2 separate regions of the Homo sapiens genome follow, and region 1 is linked to region 2. Evidence: chromatin loops called from intact Hi-C (ENCODE). Cell type or tissue: B cell. All regions are shown on one strand. Each heading gives the region's core, and the rest is flanking DNA. Links, peaks and the distances in the headings are about the cores only.

Evidence for each region. Peaks named below come from ENCODE experiments on the same cell type or tissue, not always from the same donor. Only the 100,000 strongest peaks of a DNase experiment are listed, where the experiment ranks them.
Region 1: a loop joins it to region 2, with 24 times the contacts of the local background. A loop is called at or near these places in 1 of 110 quality-filtered maps.

The regions. Positions count from the first base shown.
Region 1 is chr16:87,809,255-87,812,081 of GRCh38, forward strand. No RefSeq gene overlaps it. Among named protein-coding and RNA genes, the nearest start is that of MIR6775, 24 kb to the right of the region's middle. RefSeq lists enhancers at 212-271, 942-1,121. In B cell, for the core only: no CTCF peak of the experiment used is centred there; DNase peaks (open chromatin) are centred at 467 and 1,297; H3K4me3 peaks cover 518 bases; H3K27ac peaks cover 1,721 bases.
Region 2 is chr16:88,044,605-88,047,510 of GRCh38, forward strand. All of the region lies in intron 11 of BANP (BTG3 associated nuclear protein), which reads left to right. Among named protein-coding and RNA genes, the nearest start is that of BANP, 95 kb to the left of the region's middle. RefSeq lists an enhancer at 289-790. In B cell, for the core only: no CTCF peak of the experiment used is centred there; DNase peaks (open chromatin) are centred at 297, 877, 1,487, 2,145 and 1 weaker place; H3K4me3 peaks cover 500 bases; H3K27ac peaks cover 2,334 bases.

The DNA of each region.
Region 1 (2,827 bases), core at 1-2,500, 240 kb before region 2:
CTGAGCACAAGTTCCTTCTGGGAGCAGGGAGGTGCATAGGCACCTGGATCATCATTTCCGCTTCTGGGGTGGCAATTCTCCTAGAACCTGTTCACAGCTGTGGCATTCGTGTCCTGGAACTGCTATCATTAGCTTCCACAAAACAGGTGGCTCTAACAACAGAAACTGAGGGTCCTGCAATCCTGGAGAACTAAAGTCCAAAATCAAGTTGTCAGCAGGGCCTGCTCCCTCCAGAGGCTCTAGAGGAGGCTCCTTCCTTCCTCTTCCGGCTCCTGGTGGCCCCCAGAGTCCCTTGGTGCCTGGCTGCATCGCTCCAATCCCTGCCTTCCCCCTCACACAGTCTCTCCTCTGTGTCTGTGTCCAAATTTCCCCCTTCTTATAAGGACACCTGGCATTGGGTTCAGGGACGGCCCCTCGGTAAGTATGACTCATCTTAGATAATCACATCCGCAAAGACCCTGTTTCCAAACAGAGTCACATTCACAGATACCGGGGTTAGGACTCGAGCATATTGTAGGCTGCAACTCACCCACACAGCTGTAGAGAAGCACAGCCACTCCCAAACCATGGGCAGGGGCAGCAGCGTGCACACTGAGCACTCTTTCGTTTTTTTTTTTCTTTTGAGACAGTCTTGCTCTATTGCCCAGGTTGGAGTGCAGTGGCATGATCTCAGCTCACCACAACCTCCGCCTCCTGGGTTCAAGTGATTCTCCTGCCTCAGCTTCCCAAGTAACTGGGACTGCAGGCACGCACCACTACACCCAGCTAATTTTTGTATTTTTAGTAGAGACGGGGTTTCACTATGTTGGCCAGGCTGATCGCGAACTCCTGACCTCACGATCCACCTGCCTTGGCCTCCCAGTGTGCTGGGATTACAGGCGTGAGCCACTGCGCCCGGCCAGCGCTCTGTTCTTTCTCCAATGGCCCCACTGCAATTCCCTGGACAAGAGAGCCCCTGAAGCAGGCTGTAGGGCTCAGGCCGCGGCACAGAGATGGGCAGAGGGAGCCCAACAGCTGTGAGTGGGAGGGGGCAGCTCTGCCCCACACACCCCTCCCTCAGAAGAGCCAGAAGAGAGAAAATGGTCTCCTCCCACGTGGGGTCTTTGAAGCAGCCCACAGGTGCTGGTGACTCTGGCCGCAGCGTGGTTGCCTGCAGGACTGTCCCCAGGCCCTGGAGACCCACCTTCTCCTCTCAGCCAGCACCCTCGGCTTTGCCCAACCACAGTAAAGCTCCAAATTCCCCAATTCTCTGAGTACTTTGATGCAAAACTGCCAAATGGGGAAGTGATTCTGCTGAGGTAATGAGCACCTGGGGCTGGGACGGAGCAGCATAGAGGGATGGGTGTGATCGGGGGGGCCCCTGCACCCCACTGCAGCCCCAGGTGGACCTTGGGTGGCAGCAGAGCCTCTTCTGCTGCAGGAAGAAGTCAGGTCCTTTCACCTAAAACCTGTCATGAGCTCGGGCGGCTCCAGTGCTGGGCGCCGATTAGAAAACAAGCCAGGGAAGGCCAGGTGCAGTGGCTCACGCTTGTAATCCCAACGCTTTGGGAGGCCGAGGTGGGCAGATCACCTGAAGTCAGGAGTTCGAGACCAGCCTGGCCAACATGGTGAAGCCCCCATCTCTACTAAAAATGCAAAAATTAGCCAGGCATGGTAGCACACGCCTGTAGTCTCAGCTACTCAGAAGACTGAGGCAGGAGAATTGCTTAAGCCCGAGAGGCGGAGGTTGCAGTGAGCAGAGATCACACCATGCACTCCAGCCTGGGCAACAGAGTGAGACTCCAACTCAAAAAAAAAAAAAAAAAAAAAAGAGGGATTGAGACCCTAACGTAAAACCCAAAACTATCAAAACCCTGGAAGACAACCTAGGCAATACCATCCTGGACCCAGGAACGGGCAGAGATTTCATGAAGACGACGCCAAAAGCAATTGCAACAAAGCAAAAATTGACAAGTGGGATCTAATTAAACTTAGATCCTGCTGCAAGTACTTCCTCCCGGGCCCATCTATTCATTTTCCCCATGTTTTCCCAACTCACTCATCACCTGGTCTCTGCTGCCTCTTGCTTCGAAGGCTCCAATCACACAGCGGCAGCTTGTCAATCCGACTCTTACCCTATGGATTCTCAGCCCGGAGCGGAGCAGCCCAGGCGGGCATGTGTGCAGGACTCAGAGAAGAGCTCTGTAGGAGGGTTTTGCACAGCAAAAGAAACTATCAACAGAGTAAACACACAACCTACAGAATAGGAGAAAATATGTGCAAATTATGCATCTGACAAAGGTCTAAAATGCAGCATCTATAAGGAACTTAAACAAATATAGAAGAAGAAAACAACCCCATTTAAAAGTGGGGAAAGTACATGAACAGACACTTTCCCAAAGAAGACATACATGCAGCCAACAAACATAAGAAAAAAAACTCAATATCACTGTTAGAGAAATGCAAATCAAAACCACAATGAGATACCATCTCACACCAGTCAGAATGGCTATTATTGTTATTTTTTTTGAGACTGAGTCTTGCTCTGTTGCCAGGCTGGAGTGCAGTGGTGCAGTCTTGGCTCACTGCAACCTCTGCCTCCTAGGTTCAAACGATTCTGCTGCCTCAGCCTCCCAAGTAGCTGGGACTACAGGCACCTGCCACCACACCCGGCTAATTTTTTGTGTTTTTAGTAGAGACGGGGTTTCACCGTGTTAGCCAGGATGGTCTCGATCTCCTGACCTCATGATCTGCCCGCCTCAGCCTCCTAAAGTGCTGGGATTACAGGTGTGAGCCACCGCACCCGGCCCTAGAGAGTTATTTATAAGTGCACAGTGATAATGAATGT
Region 2 (2,906 bases), core at 218-2,717:
TTGTAGTTCTAAAAGTTGTAATTGAGTAGCTGGGACTATCGGTGTGCACCACTTCACCTGTGTAATTAAGTAATTTTTAAAAATTTACAACTATATAGGCTGGGCACGGTGGCTCACGCCTGTAATCCCAGCACTTTGGGAGGCCGAGGCAGGTGGATCACGAGGTCAGGAGATCGAGACCATGCTGGCTAACACGGTGAAACCCCTTCTCTACTAAAAATGCAAAAAATTAGCCGGTGCGGTGGCAGGCGCCTGTAGTCTCAGCTACTCGGGAGGCTGAGGCAGGAGAATGGCTTGAACCCTGGAGGCGGAGCTTGCATTGAGCTGAGATCGCGCCACTGCACTCCAGCCTGGGCAACAGAGCGCGACTCCGTCTCAAAAAAAAAAAATTTACAATTATATAAAGTTTACACTGCAAATATTAATATTCTTCCTCATATTTTGATAAATCAAAAGATAATTGTTCTTGAATTGGGAAGCTTTTAAAAAAATCACATTCAATCTAAGAAAAATGATTATAAATGTGCTAGTTAAAAAATGTTTAGCATTCTTCTCAGGGCTTTTCATCTAGATCAGGAAAATTAGGATTATCCGTGTCACTTGGGCATTAGAATGAAGTTTTCCTGAGAACTGCAGTCAGGTTTTTGGCATGGCTGGCCTTCTGTTGGTCATATGGTGGGCATGGGACGGAAGATGGCTCGATGTTTGCCGCAGCTGTCCATGCCCCTCTACGCCATCCACAAGCCTCTGACCGAGTTGTCCGTGCGTGCACTTGAGCGTTTCTTGCAGGAGAGGCCGGGGCCAAAGGAACGCTTCAGTTGCAGCTGGGCTGTGCTAAGGGGCCTCAGCAGGAGCAGCCCTTGGGGGCCAGAGCCCAGGCTCTTCCAGCAACAGGAAGGACCTTTCTTCCCTGTGCAGCACCTGTCGAACATAACATGCTGGACTCCCTCGTTCATTCCCGGCAGAGAAGCGCTCCCCTCACTCCCCACAGAGCCCTGCTATGCCGGGCATTCAGACCAGCCAGAGGTGGGGGAGCCTGTGAGTAAAGTGGAGAATTGGAGGTGTGGTGCCACCCTGACCACAGCACCTTTCTTCTCCCTGAGGCCACCTCCTCAAATACTCTTCTTGGCCACAGATGAGGGCCCGGCTGTGGTTGGCAGATCTTTTGGGAGAGAACTGGATGGGTGGGGGGTGGGAGAGTTGCCATGTGTCCCAGTCTCAGGGCGGCCGCTCCCTCAGTGTCTGTCGTCTTGGGATTGGCAGTGTCGCTTCCTCGTACTTCAGTGCCCTCTTCACTGCAGTGGGGTGGCAGCAGCACCTGCTCAGGAAGTTGGTGGGCTTCGCTGGGCGCACACGGCCCACCTGGCACTCACCAGCCTCCGGGCTGCCCTTGGCAGGTGCCGTCCACACTCCAGCACTCAGGGAGGGGCGGTGCACATCCTCAAAAACTGACCACACTGGCACTGGTGCCCAGGTGGTGAGTAGGCGGGCTGTGGTCTGCAGACAGAAGCTTTACCCTGTGCACATACGAGGAGTAACTCATTTGAGTGACGTCACTGGACTGCGGCCCTTAGAGCCTCCTGACGCGGAGGTGGGCCTTTCACTTCTGCCTTTTGCATGTGTGAATGTGTGTGTGTGTGTGATTTTAGAGATACTGTTTTAAAACTGCGTACTCAAAGCATTAGTTAATTAACTAGGAAGTATCGTCTTGTGAAAATGATGACCAGGACGGAACCTTTTAAAGCAGGTCATCTGAACCTCATCGCTGTAAAGCAATCTGACTACAAAGTTCATTCTTTCACGTGAATTAAACGGTTTGGTAAAGAAATACTCAGCATAACGTGGACGTGCTCTAGTGATCTTAGGGAGCTGTGAGCTCGTGCAGTCTTGGGTGGGAGTTGGCATTGTTTATGTTCTTTTTTTAATTTTTTAAAAATGTTTTTAATTTTTATTTTTTTTGACACGGAGTCTTGCTCTGTTGCCCAGGCTGGAGTGCAGTGATGCCATCTTGGCTCACTGCAACCTCCGTCTCCCAGGTTCAGGCGATTCTCCTGCCTCAGCCTCCTGAGTCGCTGGGATTATATAGGCACCCGCCACCGCACCCGGCTAATTTTTGTATTTTTAGTAGACACGGGGTTTCACCGTGTTGTGTTTGTGTTCTTTAAAATCCATATCATGTTGGCCGGGCACGGTGCTTCACGCCTGTAATCCCAGCACTTTAGGAGGCCGAGGCGGGCAGATCACGAAGTCAGGAGATCGAGACCGTCCTGGCTAACACGGTGAAACCCCGTCTCTACTAAAAATACAAAAAATTAGCCGGACGTGGGGGTGGGCGCCTGTACTCCCAGCTACTCGGGAGGCTGAGGCAAGAGAATGGTGTGGACCCGGGAGGTGGAGCTTGCAGTGAGCCAAGATTGCGCCATTGCATTCCAGCCTGGGCGACATAGCGAGACTCCGTCTCAAAAAAGAAAAAAAAAAATCCTTATCATGTGAACGTGTTTTGGTGATCTTAGGGAGCCATGAACTCGTGCGGTCCTGGGTGGGAGGTGGCATTGTTTGTGTTGTTTAAAATCCCAAGCCAGAGCTCCCGGGGCTGCCAGGAGTTTGGGCTTGATGCGGGTCACGTAACGCAGGACACCAGGGTGGGGAAGGGCCCAAAGTAAGATACCACCAGGGTGGGGAAGGGCCAAGAATGCTTGCCCCAGTTCCTTGGCGAAAACTGCCAGTTTCTCCCCACATCTCCGTTAGGTAGTGAGAGTGTCAGTCAAGGCAGTATTTTCATGCACGTCAGTGAATGGGCCTTGCTCCTTCCCCCAAACCAGGAAGCTGAGTTTGGCCCCCTGCTTGGGTGTGCATCAGTCAGGCTTGGTAGAATGGAACAGGGTGCATGTTTGTTCTTTCAGCCC